Linked DNA regions of Homo sapiens: region 1 is linked to region 2. Evidence: read pairs that join two places in POLR2A ChIA-PET (ENCODE). Cell type or tissue: GM12878. All regions are shown on one strand. Links, peaks and the distances in the headings refer to the core of each region. The heading gives the core; the rest is flanking DNA.

Region 1 (8,038 bases), core at 2,202-6,201, 400 kb after region 2:
TGGCTTTTTGAATTTTCTGTGCTCTTCTCCTGATTCATGCTCATCTTTTTGGGCATATTTACCTTCAATCTTTGAGGTTGCTGACCCTTGAATGGTTGGATTTTTTTTTTTCTTAATCTGGCTACTCTTCCATAGGGCTGGTACAGTTTTCTGGGGGTCCACTCCAGTACCTAGTCACCTGAGATTTTCCAGTACCTGGAGGTATTCCCAGTAAAGGCTGTGAAACAGCAAATATGGCAGCCTGCCTGTCTCTCTGGGAGCTCTGTCCCAGGGAAGTATGGACCTGTTGCCAGCCTGAATGCAGGAGGTGGCTAGAGACCCTGGTTGGGAGGTCTCACCCATTCAGGAGGAACGGTATTGGGGACCTGCTTAAAAAAGCAGTCTGGCCACAATTTTGTACAGCACTGTACTTATGCTGGGGTATTTTTTCTGTCCCTGGTTGGGTTGGGCTCTCCACAAGGTGGAGGTGGGACCGCTAAGTTGCCCAAATGGCAATAATTCTTGCCCACCCCTTCTTCTGGGAGCTCTGACCCAGGAAGTTCTCAAATCTCTGTCAGCCAGAAAACACTGGTGGGTGTGGCTGGAGGCCCTGGTTGGGAGGTTCTGCCCAGTGAGGGGCTATGGATCAGGGATCCACTTAAAGAAGCTATCTGGCCACATTTTTGTAGAGCAGCTGAGCTATGCTGGGGGATCCCTTCTGCCTCCTATTGACTTCGACTCTCCAAAGCCCACAGGCTGGAATGGTTGAGTCACCCAAACGGCAAAGATGGAGGCTCGTCCCATGCCCCAGGAACTCCATCCCAGGCAGGTGCAACACTGTTGGTGGTGGATGGCTGGAATTCCAAGCCAGTGGGTCTTATCCTGTGAGGCACTGTGGAAGTGGGGCCTGCAGGCCATCATTGTTCATCTCTTGGATGAACATTGTTCAGCCTCTTTTCTAGGGGTATGTATGGAGGTGTCACCTCCCACTTTGCCGGAGTTGCAGTTACTTTTGCCAGGAAGCCCAGAGCTGGAGTATGTAAACCTCCTAAATCTCCACGTGTGCCTGAGTAGCAGCTCTACTAAAGCTCCACATAGCTCTGTGTGTCAGACTGAAGGCCCTGGTGGGGGGGTTCATGAGGGAATCTCCTGACCCAAGGGTTGCAAAGGTCAATGGGAAAAGCATGGTTTCCCAAGGTCACACATTCACTCACCACTTCCCTGGGTTGGGGAAGCCCCCTTGGCTTCATGTCACTCCCTGGTGGGGCATTATTTTGCCTTGCTTTTCTCCATTTTCTTTGGGTTAAATTGTTTTCCTTGATTAGTCCCAATGCAAGTAACTGAATGTTTCAGTTGAAGGTTCTGTATTTACTCACCCCTTTCATTCCTTTCCATGAGAGCCACACACCACAGCTGCTTCTAGTCAGCCATCTTTGGAGAACTCCCTCTTGTACATATTCTTAATCATCCTCCTAGACCAAAGGTTGGCAAAATTATTCTGTAGATGGCCAGATAATAAATATTTAAGGCTTTGAAGGCCATACAGTCTCTGTAACAACTACTCAGCTGAGCTGTTAAAATGTAAAAGCAGTCACAATGTGTAAATGAATTAGCATGGCTGTATCACAATAACATTTATTTACAAAACAGGAAGAGGGTAGGATCTAGCATGCAGGCCATAGCTTGCTGAACCCTGCCCTCTAATAAATTCCTAGAAAGCTAATTGATAAGGTAAGAAATATATGTGTTTAAGGATTTTGATATATATTACATCATAGGCATTCAGAAAAAAGGTACCCATTTACACTCTTTCTGGTGATGAATGCGATCACCTGTTTTCCCATGTCATGATAATTTTTAAAGAGATAGGACCACAAGACCCAAGGAAAACTATCCCCCCCCCAACTTAAAAAAATTAGACCACTACAATCTGAGCCTGGAATCTTGTAACAGTTTTCCTTATGAAGATTCAAAATTGCCTATCTAGAATTGTGGTGAAAGTATCATTATTAAACATAAAGTGTTATCAATAGAATTTGTGGTATTTGACATGCCCAAGCCAGCCATGGAAACATCTTAAGCAGTCATTTAGAGCTGACCTCCTAAGGTTGGCAGGTGGTGCTAAAGAAAAGATTTTGGGGAGTGTCAGAGCTATGGTAAATATAAATGCCTCCTCTGCCAACGCACACACACATACATGGTGGCTCATTCCTGTAATCCCAGCACTTTGGGAGGCCAAGGCAGGTGGATCACCTGAGGTCAGGAGTTCGAGAGCAGCCTGGCCAACATGGTGAAACCCCGTCTCTACTAAAAATACAAAAATCAGCCGGGCATGGTGGCAGGCACCTGTAATCCCAGCTACTCGGGAGGCTGAGGCTGGAGAATCGCTTGAACCCGGGAGGTGGAGGTTATAATGAGTGGAGATTGTGCCATTGCACTCCAGTCTGGGCAACAAGAGCAGAACTCCATCTCAAAAAATAAACAAACAAAAAACAACAACAAACAGAAAACAGCAGCTGATACTTCAGAGCATGGGAATGTGTTCTGCCGTGGGATTTTAAACAGCCAGTGTAAAGAAAGTTACACACAGCTGCATGTCCACAGATATTTCCCACTGGGTTTAGAGGCTGGTGTCATTCTGAGTCCCACATTCATTTGCCTTTTCAGCCTAGTCACTTCAGGCTTTCTCTCTCACTAAACAAAACTCTGGAGTGTGGTGGAGAGATGTTAGGAGGGATGCAGAGACATGTGGTGACAGAGGGAAACTGAGGAAGAGTCAAAGAGACAGAAAGAAAAATTGATGGAAGAAAGAGAGAGTTTGGAAAGGTGTCTGAAGACTTTGACATCAGAACTCTCAAAAAAATGGATAAACTTTATACCATAAGGAATTCTGAGAGAGAAAAATAAAGGGCATAGAAAAGATTCCTGAGGAACAATTGGCTGGTTTATATTCCTGTGCATCCCTCACTCTGAGTCTTATACACAGACCAGATTAATGCATTACTGGTTCCCCAAATCACAGTAATAGCAGAGTCGCTTAATAGTTTTGTAACTCTGGGTAAGTTTACTTAGTCTTCCTGAGCTTTAGCTTACTTATCTGTAAAATAAGGATATTACCATTTACCAGGTATGTTAGCACACTGACTAGTACATAACATTTGTTCAATAAATGGTAACTGCTATCAGCTACCATTACCACCACCATCATCACTAAGATATCTGGAGTACCCCCCCGTCCACTATGACAGCCATCCTGACCTTAAAACCACAATTGCCTTCCAACACGAAGTAAAAAGTAGATTAGATGAGAGTTGTCCAGGGCCAGTCTCCTGTAGCACAGGTCTCAAGTATTTGTTAATTTGTATCCTAAGATATTTTTTCTCACTACATTCATTGGCTATTGTGGTTCATATTTGTGAATGTGTTTGTGGGTGTGTGTGTATGTGTGTGTTGGTTTTGTGGGCTTTTTAATCAAGAGCCTCTATGAATTGAAGGTCATCATTTACTGAGGTGATGATATTATTTACTGAAGTGATAATATTATTTTACCCTGCACAGCAGTTGTCTGTTTTGCAAATTCATTTATTCAGAATATAAGTCCTGCTCACAATAGAAGTAAGCTTTCAATTCTTGATATTCCATTGTTTAACCTAGCCATTTACAAAGAGAGAGAAAAGAGAAAACTGGAAATTAAACCACAGTAAGCAAGTGAAGCAAACAAACACTTGCAAATCATGGAATGCTAGAGTCTGAAGAAACCATCGTGATTGTCTAAAAACATCTAGTTATAGCAGAGAAAGGTTGAGGTCGACAGACAAATGAAGAGTAAGGTTTTAAAAATCAAATACAGGGCTTCAAATTTGGGGTTTCTGATGTTTAATACTATGCTTTTCTTTCCTGCTTAAAGATATGAAACAGGCCGGGTGCGGTGGCTCAAGCCTGTAATCCCAGCACTTTGGGAGGCTGAGGCGGGCGGATCTCAAGGTCAGGAGATTGAGACCATCTTGGCTAACACGGTGAAACCTCGTCTCTACTAAAAATACAAAAAATTAGACGGGCGTGGTGGTGGGCGCCTGTAGTCCCAGCTACTCAGGAGGCTAAGGCAGGAGAATGGCGTGAACCCGGGAGGCGGAGCTTGCAGTGAGCCAAGATAGCGCCACTGTACTCCAGCCTGGGTGACAGAGCAAGACTCCATCTCAAAAAAAAAAAAAAAAAGAAAGAAAGAAAAAAAAGATATGAAACAGAGCACTAACAAGGGCTCGGCAAAGGGAGTATTCATTGAGAGCACTTAGGCTTACTCCACATTGCAGAACAAATAAGCAGAAGAGAGCACTATGAGAAAACAGAAGGGAAAATAGGAGTGGAGATAGGGTGCATTCATACTCTGCATTGTCAGCAACTGGCTTTGGTTTGTTTGGTTTGAGGATTGGGGGAGGAGCAGCAGCTTGTATACTTATGGTTAACTCTTTGATCTCTGCCAAAACTTATTAAGTTCTGGAGTTAAACTTGAACATGAATAAGTGAACTTCTAATGTAAATAAGTGAACTTCTAATGTAAATTAAACCAATTCTATCGACCTTTGACTATTATCAGTTTCAGATTTGATGTGTGTCTGCTAAAGTTGGAAAAATAGATGCTAAGTATGGACTAAAAAGATTCTTCCTCTTTCATTATCACTGGGCTATGTAATAGTATGAAAGTCGTTGTGGGGAGTGGTGCGTGTGTGTGTGTGTGTGTGTGTGTGTGTGTGTGTGCATGCGTAGTAGACTTAGTAAACAAATTACAATCCCTGACATAGTCTGAGTATAGTTTGTTTGATCTTACATGAGTGTTGAATATTTTATTGAGAGGTACTGAAAAATACAATTTTGCAAAAAGCTCAGACTTTGGTTGCTTGTTTGCTTTTCCTTCCTTTTCTGATAGAATGAGCTCTAATGGTTGATTAGACAGCTGATAAACCGTGATGATATAAAAGTTATGGCTATTTTGCAAGAAATAAGCTAAAAAACAGAAGAGAAATTCTGCGGGTAAGGTGAGGAGGAAAATGTCCTTTTAACTTATTGGAGTTTTGCTAGTCACGACATGATGGCATTATTGGGAGACTGGAGAAATACAGAGGAATATGTTCACTTGATCTGAGGCAAAATATGGGATTTGGGGAAATGAATTTTTTACACAAAAATAAGCCGAGTTTCATCCTATTATTTTTGTGGTTTGAGTGGAGACAGGGTGCTGAGAAATAGTTGGATCTTCCAATTCCTTGATGGACCTGTAGTTTACAGTGAATGCAGACTTTTTCCAAGTCTCATTTTATAGTTATTAATACTTAAGTTTACTACTACGGCAACTTACCAGCTTTGCCTATGTTTGATATTATTTGATATAATTTTTTAAAAATAAATGTTAACATGTATATTTAAGGTATACAATGTGATGCTATTCGATATATATAGATAGTCTAAAGGTTACCATAGTGAAACAAATTATTTAACATAATTTATCCCAAGTCTCTAGTCTTTAAAAAAGTTGTTTCAAGCCTTCGGAAGTTTATTACTAATGAATACTGAAAACATTCCCTTCAAAAGCAGCATAAGTCATTAAAAAGTTACACATACAATGACTCAACACTTGACAACTTTATTGTAATTACAACATTTTATAGCTCTATTTACATTATTCCTACACAATAGGAACCACAAAGTACAAAAGACTTAGTCTGGTTATACATGTTACACTCAATGAACAATTTGCAAATTAAGGCTAATACTTTATGTTCGGAGTCTTATTTTTCTCATTGAGATCATTTTTCTGTTATAGTTACAAAAATAATGTGGCTTTGGAAGAACTCAATACGTGGACAGATTCTGAGTCAATAACAATGTCATTTAAAACAACTTCTACAATCAGAAGTGGCCTTCTTTCTTTGTGTAAGTTTTATTGCTAATAAACAGTCTAGAAGTTATATGTGAAAAAGTAAAAGAATTGAAAAAAGGAATCTAATAACACTGACAAACTAATGGAAACCACAGTAACTTGAAAAATCTGCAAATTGAGATAAATATTCAGTAGATTATTATAAAACTGCATTGAATTAACTACTTTCCCCAAGATATTTAAAATTTTCATTAAGGCTGGTAATTGAAATTTGCATTGCCCAGAGGAAAAGAAAAATGATTATATTGTTTACCCTCATCTGTAATCAAATTTTTGTCAATTATAGAAGGCATGGAATTAGGACAATTTTAAATGTCACCAGATTAAAAAATTTTTACCTCCCAGTGTTTCATCTTTTTCCCTCAAATGGAAAGTAATATCAATTAGCCCAACACAACTAATACAGGCTTAAATTATGAATTTATCCTTATAAATATTGAAATATAACACTTAACACCCTCTTGATTGAAGCTGAGAAATTTGATTGAATCTGAAAAACTATGTAGTATGGGTTGAATACTAGGTAGACGGGATTCCAATATTTTCTGTGTTCCATCACTAACCCACTTGTTGAGTTGTCTACCCTATTTCAACTTGCATTTATCTGTCAGAATTACTATAATATATTTTATTGCATAGTAATTGTGCCATGAGGATGGGGACTTGGGGAAGCAAAATAATTCTAATTATATAATAGCCATGTGTGAGATCTATACTATGAATATAAAGGGTTCTTTAGTTTTATATGGTGAGGTCTCTGGCAGAACTAAAGGGTTGCAGAGGGCAAATATGAATCATGTCAGTAGCTACATCCTTAGGAAAATGGTAGGGAGAAAGAAGAGGTTTAAGTATCTCCCAAGTGGTACCAGGAAGGTTGAGGAATGTTCTAATAGCTCAAAAAGGCTGATGAATACTCAGGCACCATCTATAATAGAAAGTATGAATGACTCAAGAAATTTTATTTCAGTGACATCCTCACCGAGAATATAGCCTCTCTAGTAGCTTGCCACCACCCAAGAACTCCTCCTTTGATTTACAGCATTACTTTTTCTGGAAGTCACTTGTGACAAGTCATTATTCCCCCAATATATTCACAGTGGTTCTCAAACAGGGCTACGCATTAGACACATCTGGGAAATCTGTTTATAGTACAGACTTGTAGACCTTATTCTAAGAGCTTCTGATTCAGTATGTCTCCTCTGAGGCCCTGGAGTCTACATACCTGCCACACTATTCAGGTGATTTGATGCTGCAGATTAGTATTTAAGAATCATTTCATTAGTAGACATTAATAATAACTGGTGATTGATTTTATTTTTCTCATTTACTAAGGTCTACAGGAATAAGAGAAAGAAGAGGTTAAGGATTTCTTTGACGGAAAGATGGAAAGAGGTTCAGAGCTGAGCGATACCTTGGGAAGAAAACACAATTCAGAAGAACAAACAGTGAAAAGGCTGCAAAAAGATATGGGCTACCTGAGGAAAAAAGTTTTCCAAAAGGAAATGAGAAGGCTATGAATTGTAACACAAAAGTTATCTGTGTCATAATTTTGTGCAGATAGATCTCAAGTATTCTCAACCACCAAGCGATGGACCTCCACATCCAGAGTTTCCTGCCTAGACCTCATTAGGAAATAAGATGCAGTGGAGAAAACAAGGACATTAGGGGTGTGTCTACATCGAGCATTGTGAAACACTTAATTATGGTTATTTTCTGTGATCATGAGAATTCCAGGTGACACTCCTGTCAACCCATTAAAATTTATGTTGTGACATTTAGAATATCTTAGCTATGACCTTTTTCCCAGGATCATTTCTCCCCATCTCTTCCCAAAATATCCAAAACTAATTACAAAAGGCCCTAACACACTTTTTTAAAGATTTGGAGTCTTCATTGGATTCTCCCACAGTGATCATGGGTTTTTCATATTGAAATATAAACCTGGCCTAACTGCCAAAGATATTTAATGTGAATATCTGAAAAATATTGAATAGTGGCAACAACTGGGAACGTTGGGAATGTGTCTAATTATAACACTTTAATGTAAGCCCAGGTATAGGCATCAGAAAGCACCAGCTAATTTACCTACTGCTTCATTTTCTGTGCTAAGTGCTTGATTTTAGC
Region 2 (7,319 bases), core at 3,141-7,140:
TTTTTTTTTTTTTTTTTTTTTTTTTTCCCATTTCCTAGAGCTGGAATAAAATATCCATGTTTTATGGGACTTGAGCTTGGCTTTGTCCCTTGGTTTTGTTAATGTTAATTCCTCTTAAATATCTAAAAACATCTCTACCTATTTGAGAGGGCCATATGCTACACAGGCTTCCTAATACTGCTTAGCAATCCTTCTACTGGTTCCTAAGTGGTTTACTATTGTGTTCCCTGGAAGAGGTATTACAAACGTTTTATTCTTCTCAAGCCTCTTAGAACTGTCAAAGTTGACTGTGCCTCCTATTTCATAGAGAAAAAACTAAATTATTAGATATGACCATTCCCAAAACTTCTTCCCATCTACCTTCAAGACTTACCTCTTTTCAGCCATGCATCCCCCTTTTCTAAGACATGCTTCTCTTTGTGTTCTTGACCTCATTCCTTCCCATCTAAGACCATATTCCACCCTGTTTAATTTCTAGTCTTCGGTTTCTCTTTTTACAGTGAGCAAATTAGAAGAATAGGTTAGAAGAATAGGGTAGTAGATACTGTAGTTTCTTTCCTCCACCTCTACATAGCTGCAGGTCTTCTCTGTCTTAAATCAACAATAACAAAACAAGACAAAAACCTTTCCTTAACTTGGCCTCTTCCCTTGAACTATTTTTTCTCTCTCCTTCCTATAATTGTTATACTTCTTTAAAAAGTAATTGTTACTTTTTGACAAAAGTAAATATTGTCCCTTTTTTCCCTACTTTCAAGTCCTCTCTGTCTTGTGACATTCTGGCCTCCATACCTGCTTAATTTTTTTTGAGATGGGGTCTTGCTCTGTTGCCCAGGCTGGAGTGCAGTGGCACAAACACAGCTCACTGCAACCTCCACCTCCCAGGATCAAGCAATCCTCCCATCTCACCCTCCCAAGTAGCTGGGACTATAGGCACCCGCCACCATGCCTAATTTTTTGTATTTTTGGTAGTGACAGGGTTTCACCATGTTGTCCAGGCTGGTCTCGAACTCCTGAGCTCAAGCATCTGTCCGACTCAGCCTACCACAGTGTTGGGATTACAGGCGTGAGCCACCGCACCCAGCCCCTACTTGAATTTTTATGTCATTATTGACTCTTCACCACTCTCTCCTTGAGACTCACTTATCCCTTTGCTCTCTATTTTTCCTGCTTTTGTTATTCTTCATTTTTCTTCTCTTGCTCTGAATCCCTTAAATGCTGAGGCTGCTCAAGTTTCATCCCTAGTCCTATTTTCTCATTCTATATGCACACTCATTTTTCATTTAACAGACTTCACTGGCTTCAGGCACCATTTGTTTTATTATTCATATTTTCAACCCCCATATCTCTCTAGTGCTGTAGACCTTTATTTCTACTTACTAGTTATATTCACCTAACATCCCATAGATATGCCAATGTCAATGTGCCTAAAACAAAATTGTCTCTACCTCCCGCTCCTTCAAATCTATTCTGTCTTCTCTAATCCTATAATTACTCTCCCTCAAGTCATCATCATCACTTTTCTGGGTTACTGTAATAGCCTTCAGGCTAATTTGCTCACTGTCAATCTTGCTGTCTCTCATTTCAGAATATGTTCTGCTTGCAGGTGACAGTAAACTAGTTAAACAAATATTTAATATTAGCTTAAGCAAAAAAAAAAAAAAAGGCCTATCCTATTTATAGCCTAGAATTAGGCAGTATAGGGTTGGGACAGTGGCTCATTGGTGCTATCAAGGACGTAGACTTTTTCTCTTTCCACTCTGTCCTCTACAGCATGCTGGTTTGTCACCTCATGGTCACAAGATGTCTGCTGTACCTCCAGGGAGCAGATACACATTCAAAGTAGGAAATAGCAGATAAAAATGTACACAAGATGCGTCTGACTCCCTTTTACCAGAAAAGTAAATGCTTTCTTAGAATCTCCTCAGAAGACCTCTGTGTATATCTCAACCAGTACTTGTCATATAGCCACACACTTAGCTCAAGGAAGATAGGGAATAGGGAAATCATGTTTCTTTTCCCCTGTGGTGAGGAAGGCAAGGGGTAAGGGGTTGGGAACAGGTGCTGAATTAAAGCTAACATACAGTATCTACTACCCTATTCTTCTAACCCATTTGTCTATTATGATATAGTTGTCTTGACAACTATAATGAATAGCTGTCTTTCTGAAATCTTTAGTGGCTCATCATTGCCTGCAGAATCAAAACTCCTTAGTCTGATATACAAGGCCCTTCATATCTGATTCCAGCTTACCTTCTAATCCTATCTTCCCTCTCCTTACCCACCCTACTGCTAATGTGTATTATATTGTCTTTATGACATACCATTTGTTTCTTGAACATGCTTTGCTCATTATTGCCTCTTTCTCTGCCTGTGCTAGTGTGTCCTCTTAGAATGTTCTTCCATCTTATCCTGCTCTACATTCTAACTTCTACCCATCCTACAAGTCCAATTCCAGTGTCATGTTCCCTTTCTCAATCCTCCAGGGTAGAATTTAGATGTTCTGTCTTTTAGAGATAGGTATTGCTATGTTGCCCAGGCTGGTCTCAAACTCATGGCCTCAAGCGATCCTCCCACCTCAGCCAACCAGACATGAGTGACTGTGCTCAGCCTTTTTTAAAAAAATGAAGGTATTTGGTATGGCCGGGTATGGTGGCTCACACCTATAATCCCAGCACTTTGGGAGGCCAAGGTGGGTGAATCACCTGAGGTCAGGAGTTTGAGACCAGCCTGACCAACATAGTGAAACCCTGTCTCTACTAAAAACACGCAAAAAGTGCAAAATTAGCTAGGCGTGGTGGCTCATGCCTGTAATTCCAGCTACTTGGGAGGCTGAGGCAGGAGAATCACTTGAATCCGGGAGGTGGAGGCTGCAGTGAGCCGAGATCGTGCCATTGCACTTCAGCCTGGGCACAAGAACAAAACTCAGTCTCAAAAAATAAATAATAAAAAATAAAGGTATATAATATGTCTTAGATTTGATGAAATATGAGTGTGTTTGAGATCTGATCCAAGGTTTTAAAAAATTCATTTCAAATCCTGGAGATAAATTCTGAGGAGCTTACTTATGAAAAACTAGCAAGTGATAGCTGGTATTTACAGATATGGTACTTTACACAATTTATGTAATTAATATTTTCTCACAGACAAGGTTCCTTGTGGATATCACTGAATAATTTTTGTGTAGTTTCTATGCCCATGAAGTGCCTGGTAGGTAGTAGGAACTCACACGTTCTGCTATGCTGGTTGCAGCACAGGACACAAAAGTTAGAATTATTTCAAAGGACTTATACTCTACTAGGAAAGAGAGAAACATAGAAATATAGTGTTGTATGTGGTATCTTCCCTAAGATAAGTACAACCAAAGAGCTATGGATGTTCAGAGATAGAATGTAGTACTGGGATGATGTCAAGGAGGCAGTGGTACTTAAGCTGCTCAAGGTAGGGAAGCAGTTTACTTGCTAGTTTTTCATAAGTAAGCTCTTCAGAATTTATCTCCAGTATTTGAAATGAATTTTTTTAAACCTCAGATCTGAATATATTCAAACACCCATATTTCATCAAATCTAAGGCATATCATATACCTTTAATTTAAAAAAAAATGCTGAGCAGAGTTGCTTATGTCTGGGAGGCTGAAGTGGGAGGATTGCTTGAGGCCAAAAGTTTGAGACCAGCCTGAGCAACATAGCAAGATCCTGCCTCTAAAAACAAACAAACAAAAAATGCTGCCAGTTGATCATTACATTTATCCCGACATCAGATATGTCAAATTGTGAAAAGCACCTTAATTTTGATGAAATATGATAGGTAAAAAATAGCGCAAAGCTAAGTATAAGTGACTTTTAAATTATCTGCTCTTTTGGATTATCACTACTGCTACTAGCCGTTAGAATATTGGTTTGGATAATGGAAAGTTGACTAGAGCTACAAAATCTGTTTCAAAATAAAAGATCTGCTCAAACAAGAATGTGATGATCACTTGCTGTATTGTACAACAAAGTCAAACTGCTGTTAGACTCAGGTGACAGTCAAATGTTGGAGGCTGTGTTGGGATGAGTTGTTACAAAGCCTCTTTCATTCTTCCCATGCCATGTCCAGGAGTTCTTCTCTGTTAAACCTGAAGAGATGCCAGCCCTCCTCAGAGGAAAGGTCTAAAGCCCCTCGACTAGTATAGTAGTTGATAGAAGCCTGGTTCCAAATGACGACAAGAAAGTGCATGCAGTTACATTGAGTTGTGATGGCTATCTGTTTAAAAACAAACAAGCAAATATTACTTTCATTTGAAAGTATAATCTTCGTTAACACATATATTTTATTGAAGGTCTACTCTATGCAAGACACTATGTGTGAATAATACTTCCAAATATAGTAGTTACCTTTTGAACTTTTCTATAGCTGTAAAAAGAAAAAAGTCTCACTGTTCTGAGCTTTAAAGCCCTCTTTAAAATCTCAAAACTGATTTGCAAAGCCTTTATCATACAGAAAAGGTGTACCTAAAAGAACACATGTTCTCATATGTTTCCAAAATACAAGAAGATCTTGCTTTTATAGTCTTGTAATATTCATACTGTGAGCCTGTGTTTTTGAATAAAAATGCTTTCTAATCTCCCTCCTTCTTACTTTCCCTTGATAGCAAAAAGGGTGTATAGTGTGGTTGTGGATTATATATAAATCAATTTTAATTGACTATAATTCATATACTGTATATGATCATCTGATTTGAAAATCCAGTTTAATTTGGGTAGAAATTTGAAGTATATGTTGGGGTTATGTTCAAATGGTGAGATTAATGATTTAATTTATGCCCTGTGAATATTTATTAAGAAAAGGTTAATGTATAGAATATCAATACTAATTGTAATACATACCTGACTTAGCCTCTTCAGCATTTCAGCTCCAATACCTAGGCCTTTTAAATAGACAATGCAAAGTGAAAACTGCAAATTTCACTTAACTTGTTATTTGCTTTAGTTTAAAATAAATAATATCTAAAACTCTGTATCTGTTTTTTGTATATTATTAATAGCTTCTGGAAACACAACTCGTGAATGCTTTCATATCCCTTTTTCCTAATTGGAATGACGTACCAAAGGTCATAGAAGAGTTTGGGTTTATTTTAAAGATCAGTGAAGAAGTGAGTCTCTGCCACTATTGTCTTATAACGGTATATTTCTTAGCTGTTTTTACTGAAAACCACCTAAAATGTGAAAGCATTTTTTAAAGATAAAAGTATAGCTGTGTGGCCTATACTCACACGATGGCTCACACATGTGATGGCACGATGGCTCACACCTGTAATCCCAGCACTTTGGGAGGCCAAGGCAGGAGGATCACTTGAGCCCAGGAGTTTGAGACCAGCCTGGGCAACACAGACCCTGTTTCTCCAAAAAATAAAGAATTAGCTGGGTGCTGTGGCACATGCCTGTAGCCCCAGCTACTTGGGAGGCTGAGGTGGGAGGATTGCTTGAGTGTAGGAGGTTGAGGTTACAATGAGTCGTGATCACACCACTGCATTCTAGCCTGGGTGACAGAAAACCCTGTCTCAAAAACAAAATAAAAAAATATATAGCCATGTGATAGCTTGGCTTATTCAAACCTTGAGAGGAACTAATAAAATGTTTTTCTAATCTGTGACTGAGTCTTCACAATCACAGATTAGATCAAACTCATTAGGATAGTGATCAAACTCATTAAGTAGCAATAAGTTACATTAACTAAAACACCGTATGTATAGTAAAGCCCTATCTCCTTAAAATATGTCACTTTAATTTTTAAAGTATTTAAAAGTAATATCATAAATTTTAGTTTTACCTTGGTAAGCTTGTGTGACATAAAAGTCCTCTAGGTAAAGTACCTTGCCAGTCCATGAGTCGTATGTAAAGTAGTACATGGCAAATCCAACAGTCAGTTTGCCTAGGAAGGGAGAAGAAAGGGTGTAGAAAGGTTGGTTGAATCTTAGCCAGTTCTTTACCCCCAAATTGAATGTCTTTTGGCGTTTGTTTAACTATTAAAGTAATAAATGCTCACTGGAAAAAAATAACAATACAAAAACATATAGTGTAGAGGACTTAAGTCCCTTAAAATACAACCTTTAAGATATAAGCCCTCCTTTTATAGTGTGGTGTACGATCTTCCAAAAAATTTTAGCTGGGCGCAGTGGCTCATGGCTGTAATCCCTGTGCTTTGGGAGGCCAAGGCGGGAGGGTCGCTTGAGCTCAGGAGTTTGAGACCAGTCTGGGCAACATAGTGACACCCTGTCTCTACAAAAAATAATTTTAAATTAGTTGGACATAGTGGCACATGTCTGTAGTCCCAGCTACTTGGGAGGCTGAGACACTTGAGCACAGGAGTTTAGTTGGAGGCTGCAGTGAGTCATGATCATGCCACTGCACTCCAGCCTGGGTGACAGAGCGAGACCCTGTCTCTTAATAATAATGTTTATACAAACATAAGTACATACCATGCATTTTCTTTAAAAAAACTGGGTTTATACACATTCTCTTCTGCTTAATAGTAATTATATGCTACAAAACTGTACTATTTTTCAGCATGGAAAAAATATACTCCAGATTGAACTGGAGAAGAAAGGTTTACTCTACCTGATGGTTTTTGTTGATCGTTTACTTCTGCAATCAGGCAGTAGAAAAGGGGATTGTCCCCAAAGCCATCTCTGAGTAAATCTGAAATATCAATTCATATATAGGATGTCAGAAAGTTTATAGCAGAGAGAAGGAGATGGTGGATAGGAAGCACTAGGAATTTCTCTCTCCACCTGGATAGCAATTGTATTGGCGGAAACTGAAGTGAATATTTTGGAACTCTGGAGTTTATCTGAACATTTGCAACTTACAGGAGACAGCCTGGCTGGTCAACTGCAGTTAATTTGGATCAAATTCAGCCATCAGTGAGGTGGCAGCTACCCAACACTCAGCACCCTCTACTCCATGGGAACAGCAACCTGTATTTCTGTAGCAGCTTGCTGGAGCAAGGGTGACCAATAAACCTCTTGTCCTCAAAATACTGAAGTTCTGTGTTTTGACTGTGTGTTGTTACTCTGATCACTGAGGTGACGACTTGGAGGTTAACTGCCATTGTTCCAACCCCCACGAGCTGAAGTGGCTTCCAGGAGATTTAAAGGAGCTGCCCTGTTTTGTGAGACATTTGGGAATTAAAAACATATATACAGGGGAATTTAGAAAGTTACCATGTGTGACTAGATAAAGATGGAGGCCGGGCGCGGTGGCTCACGCCTGTAATCCCAGCACTTTGGGAGGCCGAGGCGGGCGGATCACGAGGTCAGGAGATCGAGACCATCCCGGCTA

The links. ChIA-PET counts read pairs that join two places held together with the same protein. Peaks named below come from ENCODE experiments on the same cell type or tissue, not always from the same donor. Only the 100,000 strongest peaks of a DNase experiment are listed, where the experiment ranks them.
Region 1: POLR2A ChIA-PET joins it to region 2 with 5 read pairs; 3 of 35 experiments call an interaction of 5 or more read pairs at or near these places.

What each region holds. Positions count from the first base shown.
Region 1 is chrX:85,488,362-85,496,399 of GRCh38, forward strand. No RefSeq gene overlaps it. Among named protein-coding and RNA genes, the nearest start is that of POF1B, 110 kb to the left of the region's middle. In GM12878, for the core only: no CTCF peak of the experiment used is centred there; a DNase peak (open chromatin) is centred at 4,540; H3K4me3 peaks cover 460 bases.
Region 2 is chrX:85,088,320-85,095,638 of GRCh38, forward strand. APOOL (apolipoprotein O like) reads left to right here. Exons shown (of 9, transcript NM_198450.6): 9 at 1-4,996. It overlaps SATL1 (spermidine/spermine N1-acetyl transferase like 1), which reads right to left. Exons shown (of 8, transcript NM_001367857.2): 5 at 6,597-6,677; 6 at 5,809-5,910; 7 at 4,866-4,906; 8 at 3,965-4,242. The coding sequence ends at 4,072. Among named protein-coding and RNA genes, the nearest start is that of APOOL, 88 kb to the left of the region's middle. In GM12878, for the core only: no CTCF peak of the experiment used is centred there; no DNase peak of the experiment used is centred there.